Linked DNA regions of Homo sapiens: region 1 is linked to region 2. Evidence: chromatin loops called from intact Hi-C (ENCODE). Cell type or tissue: breast epithelium. All regions are shown on one strand. Links, peaks and the distances in the headings refer to the core of each region. The heading gives the core; the rest is flanking DNA. Region 1 has its middle 110 kb from the start of CLCN4. Region 2 has its middle 220 kb from the start of MID1.

The links. A loop is a pair of places that touch in the nucleus more often than their neighbours do. Peaks named below come from ENCODE experiments on the same cell type or tissue, not always from the same donor. Only the 100,000 strongest peaks of a DNase experiment are listed, where the experiment ranks them.
Region 1: it touches region 2 in a loop (8-fold over the local background); 3 of 110 quality-filtered maps call a loop at or near these places.

The regions. Positions count from the first base shown.
Region 1 is chrX:10,257,921-10,267,769 of GRCh38, forward strand. No RefSeq gene overlaps it. Among named protein-coding and RNA genes, the nearest start is that of CLCN4, 110 kb to the left of the region's middle. In breast epithelium, for the core only: no CTCF peak of the experiment used is centred there; no DNase peak of the experiment used is centred there; H3K27me3 peaks cover 872 bases.
Region 2 is chrX:10,393,071-10,402,919 of GRCh38, forward strand. No RefSeq gene overlaps it. Among named protein-coding and RNA genes, the nearest start is that of MID1, 220 kb to the right of the region's middle. In breast epithelium, for the core only: no CTCF peak of the experiment used is centred there; no DNase peak of the experiment used is centred there; H3K27me3 peaks cover 648 bases.

The DNA.
Region 1 (9,849 bases), core at 1,086-9,085, 140 kb before region 2:
TAGTTTATTTGGGAGCAGCACGGGAAAGGGAATGCAAGAGACCTAAGAGAAGGATGCAAAAATGAGTTGGCTGGCACCATGGGAAACTGGAGCTCAACGCCATATGGGATCTTCAGGAGAGCCTTATAGAACCCATCTCAGGACTGCCCTTCTTGGTGACAAAGGGGGAAGCATTTATTCATCAGCTCTGTCCCTCATTCATCAAGTGTGGCCCCCTGGGTATTGGCACCCCTCATATGGATGGGTTGCACAGGTGAGTGCTGAGCCAGTTCAACAGGTGTCTTATGAGAGAGAAGCTACAGAGTAGAAAATGAACTCATTGCAGTCTCAGAGGAGTCTCAGGGTGGAAAACATTGTCAGGTTGCACCTGCATGAGGCTGGTCAAAGCCTACATGGAACTGGTGTCAGTAGCAGTTGGTGGAGTCAGGGCAGAGGCCAAGAGGATTTGAAGTGGCCCATAGGTGTCTTATCCGTAACCAGCAGGTCTCTATTTTCTTGTCTCTTGTTCCATCTCTTGATTCTGCTTGCCTCAGCCTGATTCTTAGAAAGGTATATCCACATGGTGACAAGACATCCCCAAGAAGCTCCAAGTTATATGGTCCTTAGAGTTACTGCAGAGAAAGAGACCTTGGCCACCCCATGCCTAATGTTCAAAATTGATTTGGATTGACCTATCCTGGGGTATGTGCTCAGTCTGTGGGAAAGAAAGGGGGTCTTAACTCCTTGCCCTGTTAGAATTACATGAATTTGAGAGTGGAGCTACTTCCCAGTGGAAGGGTGGCTGGTCACGGCAGATGTGAAGATATGATGCTTAGATCCTTTCTCAAGCTTCAAGAAAAAATCTTGCTGCTAAGCTTTGAGGAGTGTATTTCATTCGCTCTATTAGCTTTAGAGCCAAGGACATGCACTTCTTAGAGCAGTCGCTGGCCAAGGACTGAACAAGACAATAAAGGCTCTAGCCATTTCTGCCCAATGTGAGACTCCTCTAAGGGTAATCTTTACTCTAGAGCTCCCTGTTGGGTTGATGGAGAAGTTGCCAGGTCAACATCACAGTCTGGAAGCTTCCTCTGCCCAATTCTTCCTCAGGTGTTACTCTCCAACATACATGTTGCATTTCTAACTCCATCTCTGTGCGTGCTTCTTGGAGAACCCAGCTGACACACGGGCAGATGAAGAAATAACCAATGTTCTCTCAAGGGATAAGATAACTTGGAAGATGAAGGGAGGAGGAATGAGAAAATCCCAAGTTTTGAGTGGGTACAGCAAAAGGCTTCCAATACCCTCTTCTTTGGCACTTCTCCTCAGAACCACTTCCAAAAATGGCCTATGTACAGCACTGAAAATGGCCCTGGAAGTAAAAGGCAGACCTGGCACTTGAAATCTAGGCCTTCAGGTTTTGATATCCTACCAGCTGCAGGGCTTGCACTGCACTGTTGTAAGACAGTGGGCTGCATATAGACAGGGAGATAAATACAGACAGTACATGCTCTCAGGGCAAACCATGTGTGGGCAAGCCTGCTTCTCCTTGCAGAGGCATTGACTCTGCATAGAACCTCATGTAGAATCACATCGATTCCAAAAACCACTTTCCATACGAGTTGTCTTCTGCCAACAGGCACATGAGGGAAGAGAATGGAGCTCCTTTGTGTGTAGGTTGGCCCTGCTAAGTTGCTGAAATTCAAGGTCTGAGGAAGAGTCAAGAAACATGTTAACCTAGACTCAAATGTTCTCATTTCTCTGAGACTACTCTGTCTAATGTGTCTCCAAACACCTGGTTTGTGCATCATTGGCCTTGGGTTTACAAATTGGAGTGAGTTTTATAGGAAGGTGGCACATAAAATTATAGGTCTATAAACGGCCATAGTAAGTCATCCAAGTAAAAGGCTTAAATTCCAAGTCATATGGTATGAGGAAACTGAGCTGAAATTCTGTTATTTTCACTGGCAGGAAAACAAAAATGCACAAAATTCTTATTATTCTGAGTGTACAGGAATCAGAATGCATTCCCATGGTGACTTCTTGTGCCCTACATGCAAGGGAGCAAAACAGAAGTTCTAGTTCACCAATCTGACTTCTAATCTCTGAGATTTGATGTGAATACAAATAATGGTTTTCTGTGGTACCTTCAGAGTATGCATCACTGGCTGTGTCATAAAATTTTTCTTGTGGTCCTAAGGGAGAAATTTAAGGCAAACGCTATTAGGATCATTTTTGTAGCTGGACAGATTTAACAAGCAAAGGGTTATGCGATTGCTACTTTGTAGTTGAAGGAATTGGGTTCTTTCTGTGCCCATTCCTGTTAAATCACAAATGACAACAAAGGTGAATGACTTTAGTTTATGTAAGTTGTATTGATCTTGGTAAGATCCAGCATTATACCAGCATCATCTTAGAGAGGCAGGTCTGGAAAGTGATTATCAACTGTTCAATTATGTTACATTCTTAAGCAAGGTGATTTTTTAAAAAATTTATTTTTCATTCTGGGGTACATGTGTGGGATGTACAGGTTTGTTACATAGGTAAATGTGTGCCATGGTGGTTTGCTGCACCTATCAACCCATCACCTAGGTATTAAGCCCACCATGTATTAGCTATTTTTCCTAATGCTCTCCCTCCTCACTACCCCACCCTGCAACCGGCCCCAGTGTGTGTTGTTCCCCTCCCTGTGTCCATGTGTTCTCATTGTTCAGCCCCCACTTGTAAGTCAACATCCCTTCATGTTAAAAACTCTCAATAAACTAGGTATTGAAGGAAAATACCTCAAAATAATAAGAGCCATTAATGACAAACCCACAGCCAATAACATGCTGAATGGACAAAAGCTGGAAGCATTCCCCTTGAAAACCGGCACAAGACAAGGATGCCCTCTCTCACCACTCCTATTCAACACAGTATTGGAAGTTCTGCCCAGGGCAATCAGGCAAGAGAAAGAAGTGTATTCAAATAGAAAGAGAGGAAGTCAAATTTTCTCTGTTTGCAGACGACATGATGCTATATCTAGAAACCCCCATTGTATCAGCCCAAAAGCTTGTTAAACTCATAAGCAACTTCAGCAAAGTCTCAGGATACAAAATCAATGTGCAGAAGTCACAAGCATTTCTATACACCAACAACAGGCAAGCAGAGAACCAAATCATGAATGTATTTATTTCTTTAGAAGTAGAATTTCCCCTTGGCTGTGAGAGAGTGCAGGTGCATTCAGGGAAGAAGTCTTTACTGGTGCAGTCAGAGAGATGGGAGTTGAGATGAGGCAGTGAACTGACTGTTCAGGCAGTGGAGGAGGTGTTGCTAGATTTTGGGTATTCAAGAACAGAAATCCAAGTTGAATGATCTCATCAGACATATTGGGCTGTTGGGAATCGACTCAAGCTAGTCAAACACCTAAAAGACTAAGGGATAACACAGGACACAAATGCAAGCACTACCTGTATGTGGCTGGGGTATTTGTGCCAACCACTCTGAAGCTTTCTGTCCTGGTGTCCAGGCATCCAGGGAATGGGCTTAGAAATGAGAAGACTGGGTGGGTAGCAAGAAATTAGAATTGAGGCTGATGGATGGTCCCAAGGATTTCTCGGTTCAGGTCATGGTGACTCTGGTAAATCATACAACTCTCTCAATAGTATTTATCTCTAAGGAATAAGAGTTTTCATATTAGTCAGATTCAGCACCTGCCTCTTTCCTGGATAGACATTTTCCCGATCTTCAGATAGATTAGTATATCCCGCATATTAAAAATAGCCTTTTTAAAAAAGAAATAAGTAACACCATGGAATAGTTTATAATTACTTTCCAGACCTACCTCTCTAGGATAATGCTGGTGTAATTCTGGATTTTACCAAGGTCAGGGATAACTTCCTCTCCTTGATAGTCCTGACTATCTCATTGGTTTTTGAAAGTTTTGGGATGGGCATTTCAAAATACCAAGAGATAGGCAAACACAAGAGGAGTTTTTTTTTATAATTTATTCCATTTTTCCTATGAGATAGTATCAAGTAATAATCACATATGAATGAAATTGGGTTTTTAAGTCCTCTATTGGTGAGATTTTTCTTTATCTTTCAAATGTTGGAGCTGTGGGTGCCATTCCAAGATGGGGGTGCAGGCAAATGGAGGTGTGCCAGTAGCCAAGCTTGGCTGGCACATGGCTTTGTTTCACCTGGGGCAGAAATGATGGCAATTGGTGATATCTGTTGTACATAACTCTCATCATGGGAAGCACTGAAGGACAGGCTTTCTCTCTCTTTTCTCTAATAACATCATTAACATAGCAAATTATAATTTTGGAACAGGGGAAGTTTTATCTCAGTAATTTTATACTTCTATTTCCAGTTTTTTTCCTTTCTGCAGCATGTCTTAATTATATTTTGGGTTGAAACAAGAGTCTTGTAGCACCTTGTGATAATGACAAAAGTGTCAGTTTAGGAATCCTTTCTTTCCCAGAACAAGGAAAAATGGACATACTGTTAGTGACCTGACCTAGAGCCCCATGCCTGTTAATCTCTAGATTAGCCAGTGATTTTCCAGAGCAATACATTGTTCATGGAGTTCTGGATATCTCCCAGACTCTTTTGTCACCCATTTACACACACATACACACACACACACACACGTGCACACACACACACACACACACACACACACACTCCTGACTTCCTAGTTTCATTCATGATATGTGAATGCTGCCTGTTTAATTTTCTGAAAGTAGTCTTATTTCCTTTATAAGGCAAAAGTGATTAATATTCGTCAAGTTTACAATATGTTCCCCTAAATTTCCCAGCTTCCTTTGAAGTTAAGAGGAGGTCATCTGACAACTTCTACTGAATGAATTCTGTGAAGAAATGGCATATGTTATGTATGGGCCAAAGAAGTGTAGAACTAGTGTGCCTCTTCCATCTTTCTTTTTCAACCATGGCAACCTGGGAATTCACATATTGAGATGGCAGTTTCACCAGATGGAGGAGGTTTGGATCCCTGAGTCACCAGATGGAGGCAAGCTCTGGCCAACTTGCATTGGAGTTCATGTAAGTAAGAAACAAACTTCTGTTGTGCTAAGCCTTTGAGATTTTTGTTACTGCAGCATAGACAGTCTTATGCTAACTGAACCTTATTTCCACATTCCTATAAACATACAGTCTTCTCTATGAACTGATTACAGATATAAAAGATTTGGAGATCTCAGACTCAAATATCTAAAGTATCAGAATAGGCTAGGTGGAGAAACATTCTGGCCAGCTTCCTTTAGGACTCAGACTAAACAAGTAAGCAAAAACAAAAGCAAATACAAACCCAAGTTTTCTGCTCAAATAATCTCCTCTTCCAAACTACTCAGGATCCTAGAAATTATGTGGTTTGTCAATGCAGAACTGAAGAACACTATTGCACTATCTCTTCAGGAATGTTAAGTTATTTACAAGATGGGTCAGAGTTGGCCTGAAGGTGTTAAAGAGTGTCCTTGGTGGGGTAGGGATGGAGGGCTCTATGGAAAATTGTGCATTCTCCACAGTTTTCTATATTCCTGTCCTTTACCTTCTGGCATTCGTTCTATAGGTAATGGGCTAGACTTGATTATCTGATAGGCAGACTATGCACACACACACACACACACACACACACACACACACAAATCATTCTGGGGGGAATTAAATATTTTGAAAAAACAAACCAACAGTCATGAGAAAAATCAGGACTTTGTCGGACTTCCTTATATTTTGGGGATAGGGCTCAGTATTAGTTTTATTTAGGCTGACATTAAGAAAGGGGGTTAGATGTGGATGAAATTTCTGTAATATCTTTCAGAGCTTAAGGGCTCTAAAGCTCTTCATAGGAGCCTGCTCAGATATTTCTTCAGAGTTGTATCTTCTATCCAATTCTTCTCAAATGGCTGATAATAAGCATTAAATACAAATTAAGCATTGTTTAGAAATAACAGAGGGTGTTTACGTTTTAGAAAGGTAGGGATGGGTTGGTAAGAGTTTGCGGCAGAGTCTAACTAGTTGATTACCAAACTGATTTTCTTTTTTTCTGGGACATACAACTTGACTACATTTCCCAGAATTCCTTACAGTTAAGTAGAGAATGCGTTGTACACCATCTCCAGGCCTGGTCCATCAATAGTCTCCATGTGATTCTCTATATCTTTCTCTTTCCTTGAGGGATGACCTAATGCAGAGCATCTAGTGGAGGAGGCCCCAGGGATTTAGAGCCATGTAGATGGGAGGGAGCCTGGGTCTTTGAATGATTGTGTGGACCAGAGTCTACCTGATAGCCTGCATTAAACTGATATGTATGAGAAAAAAGCTACTGAGAGTTGGGAGTTGTTTGCTGCAGTGGTTAAGCTACCCTGACTAATACAGACCTCTTAGCTAATCATAGTTTATTCTTTCCTAAGAAATGTGCACTGTATGAAGCAGTTTTTTAGGTGCCCTAAACACCTCTGCTAAAGCTCCAGGGTTTGAGGGTTACTACGGAGGGTTATCTGTGGAGAATTTTCAGATGCGTCCTTCCAAAAGTGGTATTGATTATTCCTCTTTCCTGACAACATGGTAACAAATTTTTACCTCTCCTATGTAACCTGTCACACAATATTTAAATTATTGTTAATGGTGTAACTTGACAACCTTATGCAAAAAGGGGGATTTATTTCATACTAGGAAGTGGTCTCCAAAGATGGCCGCCACCAATTCCTGTCTTCCATGTATGTGCATGTGTCTCCACCAACCAAGGAACAGAGTCTATTTCCTCTCCCCTGGAATCTAGACTGGCCTAATGACTTGCTTTGACCAACAGAATATGGAGAATATGACATTCTGGGACTTCTGAGCACAAGCCTTAAGTGGAGTGGCTGCTTTGACAGCATCCCTCTACAAGACAGCTGACATTTAAGAATTCTGACTATCCTGAGACTACCACATTGTGAGAAAGCCCAAACCAACCACGTGGAGTGCCCACGTGGGGAAGCACTTAGACACCAGATGTGAGTACAGTCTTCTCTTTTTTTTTTTTTTTTTTTTTTGAGACAGAGTCTCGCTCCATTGCCCAGGCTGGAGTGCAGTGGTGTAATCTTGGCTCACTGTAACCTCCATCTCCCGCGTTTAAGCAATTCTCTGGCCTCAGCCTCCTGAGTAGCTGGGATTACAGGCGTGTGCTACCATGCCCAGCTAATTTTTGTATTTTTAGTAGAGACAGGGTTTCACCATGTTGGCCAGGCTAGTCTCCAAACTCCTGACCTCAAATGATCCACCCACTTCGGCCTCCCAAAGTGCTGGGATTACAGGCATGAGCCACCTGAATGAAGTGAGCAGCCATGAGTGAAGCTTTTTTGAACCTTCTCACCCAGCCCAGACACCAGCTGAATGCAGCTGAGTGCGTGGCTCTAGTCAAGGCAAAATAGATCAAAAGAACCATCCAGCTGAGTCAACTTACAGAATCATGAGAAAAATAAATTGTTGCTAGTTTAAGCCACTACATTTTGGAGTGGTTATACAGCAACAGATAACTGAAACAGGAGGGATTCTAGGTGTGAGGTTTTGATTGATTAGGAAAAGAATTGTAGTTTCCCTTGGGATTATTCATTGTTGTCTTTTAAGTCATGAAGGCAGAAACGTGGCTTTCAAAGAGGTCTGAGAAGGCCATTGTGCTTGGATGACTGCAGTGGCCACCTTCCCATGCTTATGCTTGGCCTGGGTGAATATTTGTTCAACAAAAGTTTTATTATTATTATTTTTAGATGGTGTCTTGGTCTGTTGCCCAGGCTAGAGTGCAATGGCACAATCTCAGCTCACTGCAACCTCCGTCTCCCAGGTTCAAGCAATTCTCCTGCCTCAGCCTCCTGAGTAGCTGGGACTACAGGCACATGCCACCACGCCCAGCTAATTTTTGTATTTTTAGTAGAGATGGCATTTCGCCATGTTGGCCAGGCTGATCCAACAAAAGTTTTTTGAGTGAAAGTGATTATTCATTTACCTCTCATTTTCTATCTTAGTAGGGGAATGATCATATGTTGCCTGGGCACAGAACAGTGCCTCAATAAGGGAGCAGGCTTTAAAGGTTTATTGACTAAGTTAATGCTGGGTATGGTGGGGGAGACCTCATCCTTTGAGGGAATGAGTAAGTCATGAGGAGCCCTCAGCTTACCCCAAATGTCTCACCTAAAGGTCACCTAAATGTCTCACCTAAAGGAAGTGGCTAGATGAAGAAAGCTTTGGTGCACCTCAAGAGTTGCAGTAAATCAATAAATATACCACTATGCAATGCAAAAGGGAATTCAGTTGCCACTCAATAGAAAGAGAAAGAAATTCCTTATCATTAGACCAGAAACCATTATCTGAGGATAAAGATCAATCAAATTGCATTTGAAACACTCTTTGTGTTGCTCTTAGAAAGTGTTCTTTTCTTGAGAAATGATTTAGCACTCAGTATCGACAACATGATAACCCCTGAGAACAAATAGCAGAGATGGCTCTGTACTAGGAAAAGCAAATGTGAAATGGAGCGTACCTGGACAGAAATAAACCCAGTGGAGACAAAATATGCAAGGGCTGTTACTTATCTGTTTTGGCCCACATTCTGGGTATAGCTATTTTGATTTCATTAGCCAGGTAGAGGTAATTCGTGTATCAATTTATGACATAGCCAGAGGAGTTCTTTAACTTGGAACTTTGTGAAAATAAAAGGATCAGCTGACAAGAGATGAATCATGCTTTGGAAAGAGAACTATATCCATTTAAATATTAAGTTGAATAAATCTTTACCACAAACTTTAAAGAATATACTGCAGGGTTCTGTTACAACTTCCAGTTACTCCTTTTTAAGTAGCTGATAAGAATTTTTAGTTTGTTTGACCAAGGGACCCACGGTGTTGAATTCAGGATTTGCTTATCCATCCAGCCATTCACTCATCTCCTGTCTATCTGTTTATCCATTTGTCCATTTATATGAACATTTGCTATTTTCCTGGTGCTGTGTGTGCTGTGCCATTGGTGATATTAACAAGCTGGTAATACAGAGTGTGACAAATGGTTTTCATGTGGGAGCCCACTGTAACATCACTTTGCTACTCTTCTGACTGAACTCCAAACTGTTTTTGACCCATTCCATTTCATACCAAGCATGGAAACTTTCTTGTTTGAAGACCCAGTCTATCATTTGTAGAATCGTATTGGTTTTTTGTTTGTTTGTTTTGCTTTTACAATTGACCAAAGTTTGCTTGAAACATAAAACCTTTAACACTGTGTTGTTAAGGGTGTTTGATACCTCTGATATGCTCAAATACTGGAAGCTTGTTTCGCTCCTTAATTTGATATAACCTGATGTTAAACGAGACATTTCTTGTTTCCCATTTCAACTGAGGCCTCAACACTTGAGAATACGTCGCAAGTCTCCACGTTCTAGGGAGAGGGGTTGGGGTTAGACCATCTGTGCTGTCGTAAAGAAATACCTGAGACTGGGTAATTTATAAAGAAAAGAGATTTAATTGGCTCACAGTTCTGTAGGCTGTACAGAAAGCATGACACCGGCATCTGCTGGGCTTCTGATGAGGCCTCAGGGTACTTTTACTCATCATGTGTTACGTGGCATTTGAGGAAACAAGAAAGAGAGGAGGAGGAGCCAGCCTCCCTTAAACAACCAACTCTCATGTGAACTAACTCAGCGAGAACTCACTCATAACCAAGGGGATGGCACTAAGCTATTCATGAGGGACCCAACCCCATGACCCAAACACCTCCTACGAAGCCCCACCTCGAACATTAGAGATTCGGAGGAAACAAGCATCTAAAACATATCAGGGGTAGATCATGTATGTAGGATAAGGTAAGAGATTATATTTGTCCAGGGGCCTTTAGCCTATCA
Region 2 (9,849 bases), core at 1,264-9,263:
TATTTTTCCCATCCTTGTCCTACCGGATCTTCAACAAGCCCCTATTTTTTTGTTGTTGTTGTTTCTCCTGGGCATTAGAAATGTCTCATTTTTAGCTATTAATAAGTCCAGTCCAATCTACACTGATATTTTTGTATTAAATGCAATTCAAAGGTTCTCGGCTTTCCCATTGCTTAGCTGCATCTTGTGGAAACCTCAGTGAAGCAAAGGGGCAGGGTGTGTTTTCCTCATTTCCATCTTCCACCTTTCTCCTCTCTGGCGGCCTGCAGCTTCTGCCTCCTCCACAGCAGCCAGCTGTGTGAAGGAGGAGAGATCAGGGCGCAAAGCTTTCTATTTGTCTTGTGCTTTTACAGGTGGGGTGTGGGCCCCTTTGGGGCAGCTGTCCAAAAGCTGGCTCTTTCTCATGTAGGATGCTCCTGTGGGATGTGAGAGATCAGACTCCTGTGGGACATCAGAATCTTCTCAGCTTCCCAACTCCAGCCATGCTCTCTCTAGCTTCCCTCTGACCATGTGTCCCTCATGACTATTTTGTGTTGGGGTCACCTGGCTCTGGCAGGCATGTCTTCGGGCAGGTCACACTAGCCCATCCACCTTCAGCATTACTCTCTTAGCCTCAGACAAAGTCAGCCCCTTTACCTGGCAAGCTTTGGTGGTGCGGGCTGTGACGATCCCAGCTTCTGAGTTCTCTTGGCCATCATTGGTAAGAGCAGCCAGTACTTCATCTTTAAACTTGCTCAGACAAGAGTCAGGCCCCAGTCTCTATGGCCCAATGCTGGGACACGGGGAGGATCAGAGGTCCCTGAGGCTGCCTTGTACCCCTGCAGGAGGTAGAGGACGCACTCAACACTCTCCTGAAAAGGAGGAGAACAAACTCACGACTGTTCTTTCCTCCGTTCATGCCAAAGTCTTTCCTCTGTGCCCGGGCTCCCCTCATATACAGACAGCTAGTAAGTGATGAGTCAGGGTCACAGAGTCAATTTCAAGTCACTTAGCAAATCTTTCATGGAGAGTCTAGTGTCATCTATTGTCTTTAGCTTTGGGTCCCAGCCAAAGTTCCAGACAGGGAAATTCCCATACAACAGCTGGTGAAAGTAAATTCACTCCAGTCGCTGTATGCTTAGGAGAACTTTGGCGCATAGATAAGTGACTGGCACAGGTTCACTCAACTAGTAAGGGGAGAGCTGATGATCTAAACCCCTGACTCCAAGGCTGGGCTCTTCCCCTTCCAAAACTTATCTTACAGACAATTTCTTCCAATCTTTCTGATTGCTTCAAAGAAGCAAACGAAGCCAGAGTTAAAACTGAAGTTACTTGATTTTCAGCTAAGTAACTTTGCCATTACACCACCTTTCTACTTTTTGTGGAGCAGAAGATCGAGCAACTCTACAGCAATCAGATAAATAAGAGGGAAATTTTAAAATTCAATCACTTAGGAAAATTCTGCCTTTTACATATTTTCTGCATTGAGAAACCAGGGCTAAATTGACAGGAAAAAACATTCGCTGTATGAAAGAAGCAAGTCTCCTAACAGAATATGTTAAATGAACCCAGCTTTGTTTTAAAAATATACTCACATGCATATAAAAGTGCCTGGAATAGTACATCATGTGTTACCAGTTCTCGTTGGTTTCTAGGAGGTAGTTTATAAGCTTTTCTATATTTTGACCTATTTCGTGTTCTTCCATAGTGTTGGAGGTTTATTCTAATGCTCGTGATTTTTATAATATGGAATAAGGCACATATTTATTTTGACAAAATATAGAAAGGAAAGCTATTTGGTTTTAGCTTTTGTTCCTATCAATTTTCCATTATGCGTAATTTCAGTGTCAATTTATAAAAGGAGAGCAATAACCAGCCTTCAGAATTTTGGTAAGTCCTCCTCTTACCTGGAATCTATAGAAAAAGACAACTGTGAATTTGATGAAATATGATTTTCAGGGAAATGGATGATTTCAGAAAAAATGATTTACCAGAAACAAACAAACAAGCAGCAACAACAAGAAAACACAACACTTCAGAGAGAGAAGATCCTTGGTGTGTTTAGGTAATTTAGTGTTTGTGTTGATTCTGTGATTGGCAGCGGTTTAGGATTAGAATCTTCTATGTATAAAATGAAGCAGGCAGAAGAGTGACCTGCCTTCACCTTTGATCTGCAGAGGTCAAGGTTTAGACTAGGAGGTTTGTTGATTCTCCTGCAGCATTTATTTCTTGGTTTCCTGATGGCCAGTTTGAAAACCACGAACTCAGCCACAAACCCACAAACTCAATTCAAAGTGCCATACTGAATGCTTTTAGGTGATCATTCAGCTTGGTCACTATAATCCCGAGATGGGTGAATGCACCTCCTCCACAAAGCTGCTACTGCTAGCACTCAACCTCCCATCCAAATAGGAAGTGGTTTCCCTTTCCTTTAGGATTCCTCTTCACACACGTGGCTATTTATTTGTGTGTCTTACCTCCCCTGTGATGTAAACTTGAGTTTAATGACTATGTGTTATTAATTATTGGATTCTCCAAATAGCACAGGATCTGGCATAAAACACACACTCAGTAGCCTTTCTTTAGCAATGTAGTTACTATTTTTCTGCCAGCCATGCAGGCACACAGTTTAGACGGTTGTATGGTTCCACAGGCTTGATTTGAAAAGCAGCACTCCCCTCCCCATCTCCCCACAGCTTGTTTTCTATTGCCCACAGGCCACTCCCCTAACTGACTATTTTGAAATCCATCTTCATGCTTCTAGGTAACATGCTTATATCACCACTTCCTCATTTTCCCCTTTGTGCATTATCCATCAGCTTCCCATTTTGAAGGTTGAGGATAGAGCTCTCTTCATGTCACCGCCTCACTGCCCCCACCACCCACACACGTACCTCCTGTCCTCCCATCCTCGAATATAGTCATTCTGTAACTACAGTCAGATCATCATTCAGACTGTATGATCGTGAGAAGGCAATGCTGTTGACAATCGAGCCCGCCCAACTGTTCTCTCTCTGGAGATGGAAATGGTCTTTTTGTTTTCCTAGTTGGCTTAGTTTTCTATGCACATATCAGATGTGTTCTCAAACACTACCCTGGCTACCTATCTCTCTTCTCATCATATTCAAACACATTGGGAGTTCTATCCATTTCATCTTCTTGGGAAAATGTCTCCCAAAGCTTCAGCCAGCTTTGTCCCTCCACCACCCTGATGTATCCCTTCCTCAATGTTGTTGTGATTTTCTCAGCCCCTGGCCCTGGATCTCCTATTTCCTCTCCTTCTTTCCCATTTACTCTTTGTTAGGTAGAGTGCATCCCCTGATTGATTCCTGGGAATAAGTGCATGGGTTGTAAATTTTTTGAAACATCTCATGGCTGAAAATGTCTTTGCTATTTATCCATAGCTTTGTCTTGGTATGGAGTGCCATGCTGGCTGTTATTTCCTTCAGAAATTTGAAGGCATTACTTTAGTTTCTTTTAGCTCTGCTGTTGCTATTGAAACATCCAATGCCATTCTGATTCCTGATCCTTTGAATGGAATTGTTGCCCCCTCCCACCTTCACTCTGAATACTTTGATGATCTTCTCTTTTTTTGTTTTTTGAGACGGAGTTTCACTCTGTCCCCAGGCTGGAGTGCAGTGGCACCATCTCGGCTCACTGCAACCTCCACCGCCTCCCGGGTTCAAGCAATTCCCCTGCCTCAGCCTCCCGAGTAGCTGGGACTACAAGTACGCACCACCATGCCCAGCTAATTTTTGTGTTTTTAGTAGAGACGAGGTTTCACTATGTTGGCCAGGATGGTCTCGATCTCTTGACCTTGTGATCCACCCACCTCGGCCTTCCAAAGTGCTGGGATTACAGGCATGAGCCACTGCACCCGGCCGATGATCTTCTCTTGGTGCTTAATGGTCTTGCATTTCATGATGAGATATCTTTGTGTGTATCTGTGGTCAAGCGTTGTACTAGATGAACTGTGGGGAATGCTTTCAAATTGAAAAACCATTCCTCTCATTTCTGGGAAATTTTCTTGGTTTACTTATTTGATAATTTCCAACTCCCTGTTTTAACTGCTCTATACTTTGCAGCCCCTGTTTTTTGAATTTTGTGTCTCTGGACTGTCCTCTCCCTTAAAAAATATTTGTTTTCTTCTCCTATTTTCCTTATCTTTATCTTTCAAGGCTACCTCATGACAGATTTCCTCAACTATCCTTCCAATACATCAAGTCTTTCATTTCTGCTATTACATTTTTTATTCCTAATGGCTGTTATTTTTATTCTCCAAGTGTTCCCTTTTTCACAGCATCTGTCCTTATTTCATGCATGTGATATCATCTGTTATTTCTCCAAGGATATTAATATCTTTTGAACTTTTCTTCTTGCATAGCATCTTTTTGCTCCAAATTGCTTTCGTAAGGTTCTCTTTTATATTACATGTCACCTCCCTCACACGTTTGGCAATCCTTGAGTGCTTGTGTGTAAGAATGGGGCACTAAAACTGACAGGAAGCTCTGAACACATGGGTGGAGTAGTTTTCTGTGGGCTTCCCTCTAGAGAGATACGGTTGGCCTGTTTCATTGGGAACCTTCTGATGTCAGTCTCTCAGATGTATTTCTCTCAAGCTGGTAGGATTCCTCTGAGAGGACTCCCACCCTCCTATCTGGTAGAAGTATGCTAAGGTACCAGCATTGTGGGAGCTGAGTGGAGGAAGCTGGCAGAAGTAGTGTTGGTGTCTCAGTATGTATAAGACATGTATTTATTAATTTCACTCTTTTCAATATGGAATCCTCTCCCTAACCTAGAGTTTCTGAACCTTAGCACTACTGACCTTTTGGACGGCATGACAGCTGTGTGTGGCTGTGCTGTGCATCAGAATGCTACCAATATCCCTGGCCCCTACTCACTAGATGCCAGTAGCATTCATTACCCCAGTTGTGACAGCCAAAATTGTCTGCAGACATTGGCAAATGTTCCCTGTGGAGTAAACTCACCCTGGGTGGAGAAGCACTGCCCTAACTCCACCGTGTGTTTCCAAGACGAGAGGCTCTCTGTTTGTCCCTTTCCTAAGAATAAACATCTGTTTCTCTTCTGGGTTTGGTGGACATTAGATCTTCAGTTGCTCAGAGGACCTGGAGACTTAACTGTTTCTTCAATAAATATTCCACTAACCCTTCTATTGTTAGATCCCCATTTGCACTCCCCCACTCCCCACCACGAAGTACCTGGGCCAATCAATTCCTGAGCCTCTGGGGGTTCCATAATACTCGGTTTTTCCTTGGCTTTCTCCATTGCTGATTGAGGTTCCTGCTTTCTTGGGCCTGCTAAATCAATTAGCATATCCATCTGCTTACCAGCTGCTGAAATTTTGTTCTTATTATCTCCTCTCTTTTTCTTTGTTGTCCTGGACTTCTGCCTTTTGTTTTGCAAATGTCTTTACAGTCATGGGAGTTAAGTAAGGGATTTCAGGAAAGGTAAGAGTACACATGTGTATTCTAATTCACTGTCTTTAATGGGAAGTGGAGTCTATCATTTTCAAGTTGTAGAAATGTAGTCTATAATATAATTTTGTAGGGAGGAGGCAGCAGGGAGAGAGAGCTGTCCTATTTAAGGATTCCTCCAACAGGAAGGAGCAGTGGCTAATAATTGCATTCAGCCCACCATGTTTAAGGGCTAGTGCTGACTCAATGGATATGTATTGAATGAATGGATGAATGAATGTTGGTTATTTTGCATAATAGTTTTGTACTAGCTTAAATAATTTAAAGTCAGCCTATTAAATACTCCCAAGATCACCCAATGTGTCATGTTTCCACCAAATTATGCGAACAGCATACAAAGCACTTAAAAGTGGAGTAGAGACAGAGAAAACACCAATTACTTGGCTCCCACTTTGCCTCCGTGATAGGACTCTTTAATACATGAACTTCTCTTTCCTTTAGAATGTGGCTTAGAGTGGTGTGGTACTAATCCCCTCATGTGTTCCATAATTGGGTTATGAGGGTCTGTCCTCATCTTTCCTGCCTGAGAAAAGCAGAGAAGAACTGGGTCTCAGGAGAACATGTGAATATAGTGGATGTGACACATCAATTCCAGTTGTGTTGGCTTCAGACCTTTCCTTGCTCTCCATGCCCCACCCCCACCTCCTGTCTATTCCAAAGAGGGTAGGGAGTTTTTCACTGGCCCCTCCCTTCCACAGCTCCAGATTCTGTCCTCTCATTGGTTTATTTTCCCTTCAGGCCAGGCAGTGGGTGGAAGGATGAGTCTATTTACTGTGGCCCAGCTGCTTTATCTAACTCAGGGAAACAAAACCAGCAAATCAGAGCAGTCTTCTGACTAGCTTATACTGACTGGTACAAATTTATCACTGATGTGGGATACACTTTACTGCCAAAACACACTCACTGCCTGAATCTTAAATATGATTACTTTGACTTCTTAACCTCTCTTCTTCCAAAAAAGAGAATCAAAATAATACTTTGTAGGAAAATTGCTGATACAGACTTTCTTCATCCTTTGAGATTAGATCATCCCAAACAGAACTTTGAGTAGCCTCCTATTAATCTTTTTATACAACATATCTCACATGATTGTGGCTTAAGTAATGCAAATATTATGGAAGTTGTTAGTGCCAAATATTATGAAAGTTGTTTCTAATATTAGAATATTAGCAATTTCTAATTCCCTTCTTTCCTGGCATGCCATAGGATTTCACTCCTCTGACTTCTCTGAAGGTAGGTATAGACAGATGATTTGCATTGGTTTTAAAAAAAAGTGAGGAGATGCTTTGAGTCAGTGTGTAACTTAGCATTTACCCTTGCCTGCCTGTCCAAATGGATCTTCCATCAGCCTGATTTCTTGAGTGACTGTAATGAGAACACACCCTTGCAAACTTATTTTGAACATGTAATATGAATAAGAATGAAATTTTTGTTGGGTGAAGCACTGAGATTTGGAGGCTGTTTGTTTCTGTGGCATAATCTAGCATTTGCTGACTGATAGAAACTTGATTTTTGATGGAGACTGTATAATTCAGAAATGTTCATAATATTTTACAGTGGAATAGGTATGTTGTGTGCATGTGTGTGTAAGACATAGAAGCAAAACTTTGCTTGACGTGGGGTTAGGAGTCTGGAGTCCTAGCTTGGCCTCTCCTTCCTTCCTGTAGACTCCTGAAACACCTTATCACAATCTTATTAGAAGACAGTTTGAAAGCCATTACCAAAGACTCCCAAGCTAATATCAAGAAATTTTTACAATTAAGAGTTTGATTCTTCCTTTTTTATACAGCAGCAATGTGAAAAATCTGTTCCACAACCACTAAATAATAAGATAAAACTAATTATAATCAGGCGAAGGCAATAAAAACTAAAGCAATGAGAGTCTTTTCCCAGTGAATATATCATAATCACATACACATGGGTTAAGTATGAAGCCAGGGTATGTGTTTGCTTTTCCATGTGAAGCAGAGCTTTGAGAATGGGACTGAATATCAGCATAGGAACCAGGAGATGTCGTGTTAGCTTGTCCTACCCTGGGTCTGCTTTTGTCTTCTCTTCCTCACCTGATTCCTCATCTCAATGTCAGCCCTGCTGTCAGTTCAGTGATTACATTTTAGTCAAAGCTACAGATTCCAATGCTTTCAAGCATCCTTAAATGTTATGGTGTCCTAATCCTTTGAAAATCTGAATTAAACCATGGACTCCAGGAAAAAAAAACAGATCTACATGCTTAAAATATGCATCAAGTTGCAAGGATTTCAAGACCTGCCTGAATCCCAGCTTAAGAAACCTTGATCAAATGGTTTTTCAAATTTACAGAATGAATTTGGCCTCTTGAAGTTGTGTAGATTTCTGCATTTGGTCAAGATGTGTATGAAATAAGAACACTATAGTAAGTAGTTTCACATACTGGTTAATATTTCAAGGGCATCTCAAAAAGTAGAAATTTTTAATTCCATTTTTTTATTGTGGTAAAATATACATAGCATAAAATTTACCATTTTGACAATTTTTTAGTCGTATAGTTCAGTGGCTTTAAGTACATTCACGTTTTTGTGTAATCATCACCACCATCCATCTCCAGAACATTTTTCAGCTTTCCAAACTGAAACTCTGTATTCATGAAGTAATAACTTTCCATTCTCCCTTCCCTCTAGTCCCTGACAACCACCATTCTACTTTCTGTGTTTATGGATTTAATGATTCTCAGTAACTCATATAAGTGGAATTATACAATATTTGTCCTTTTGTGACTGGCTTATTTCACTTAGCATAATGTCTTCAAGGTTCATCTATATGAAGCATGTGCCAGAATTTCCTTTCTTTTTAAGGCTGAATAATATTCCATTGAGTATATATACCATATTTTGTTTACCCATTCACTTGAGCTGCTCCCACCTTGTGGCTATTGCGAATATTGCTGCTATAAACACAAGTGTACAAATATTTATTCAAGTCATGCTTTCAATTCTTTTGTGTATATACTTAGAAGTGGACTTCTGGAATATGTGGTAATTCTATTTTTGGTTTTTAAGGATCTACCCTACTGATTTCCATAGCAGCTGCATCATTTTACATTTCTATCAGCAGTGCACAAGGGTTCCAATTTCTCCACATCCTTGCCAACACTTGTTATTTTCTGTTTTTCTTCTTCTTTTTAAATAATAGTCATCCTAATGGGTATGACGCGGTATCTCATTGTGGTTTTGATTTGCATTTCCCTAATTATTAATGATGTTGAATCCCTTTTCGTGTGTTTATTGGCCATTTATATATCTTCTTTTGAGAACTGTCTATTCAAGTCCTTTGCCCGTTGTATTAGGCCATTCTCACATTGCTATAAAGAAATACCTGAGACTGGGTAATTTATAAAGAAAAGAGATTTAATTGGCTCGTGGTTCCTCAGGCTGTACAGGAAGCATGATGCTGGCATCTGCTAGGCTTCTGGGGAGGCCTTAGGAAACTTACAATAATGGCAGAAGGTGAAGGGGTAGTTGGCACTTCACATGGTGGGAGCAGGAGGAAGAGAGAGAATGAGGAGGTGCCACACACTTGTAAACCACAGATCTCAGGAGAACTCTATCATGAGAACAGCACCAAAGAGAAGGTTCTAAACCATTCATGATGGATCCACCCCCATCCAATCACCTCCCACCAGGCCCCACCTCCAACATTTGGGATTATAAATTCCACATGAGATTTAGATAGGAGCACAAATCCAAACAAAATCACCCATTTTTAAACTGGGTTGTGTTTGTTTTTAGTTGTTTTACTTGTAGGAGTTCTGAATATATTCTGGATATCAACCCCTTATCAGATATATGATATGCAAATATTTTCTCCCATTCTATGGGTTGCCTTTTCACTCTGTTGATAGTGCCCTTTGATGGGCAAAAGTTTTCAAATTTTTCTGTGGTCCAAATTATGGGTTTTCTTCTTCTGTTGCCTGTGTTTTTGGTGTCATATTCGAGAAATCATTGCCAAACTTAATGTCAAGGAGCTTTTCCCCTGTGTTTTCTTCTAAGAGTTTTATAGTTTTAGCTCTTATGTTTACAGATATTTTATCTATTTTTAGTTAATCTTTGTATATGGTGTAAGATAAGGATCCAATTTAATCTTTTTGGATGCGAATATCCAGTTTTCCCAAAACCGTTCGTTGAAAAGACTCTTCTTTCTCCATTAAATGGTCTTGGCACCCTTGTTGGAAATCACTTGACCATATATGTAAGGGTTTATATATCTGGGATCTCTATTCTATTCCATTAGCCTATATGTCTGTCTTTATGTGAGTACCACCCTGTTTTGATTACTGCAGTTTTGCAGTAAGTTTTGAAATCAGGAAGTGTGAGACCTCCAACTTTGTTCTTGAAAAAGA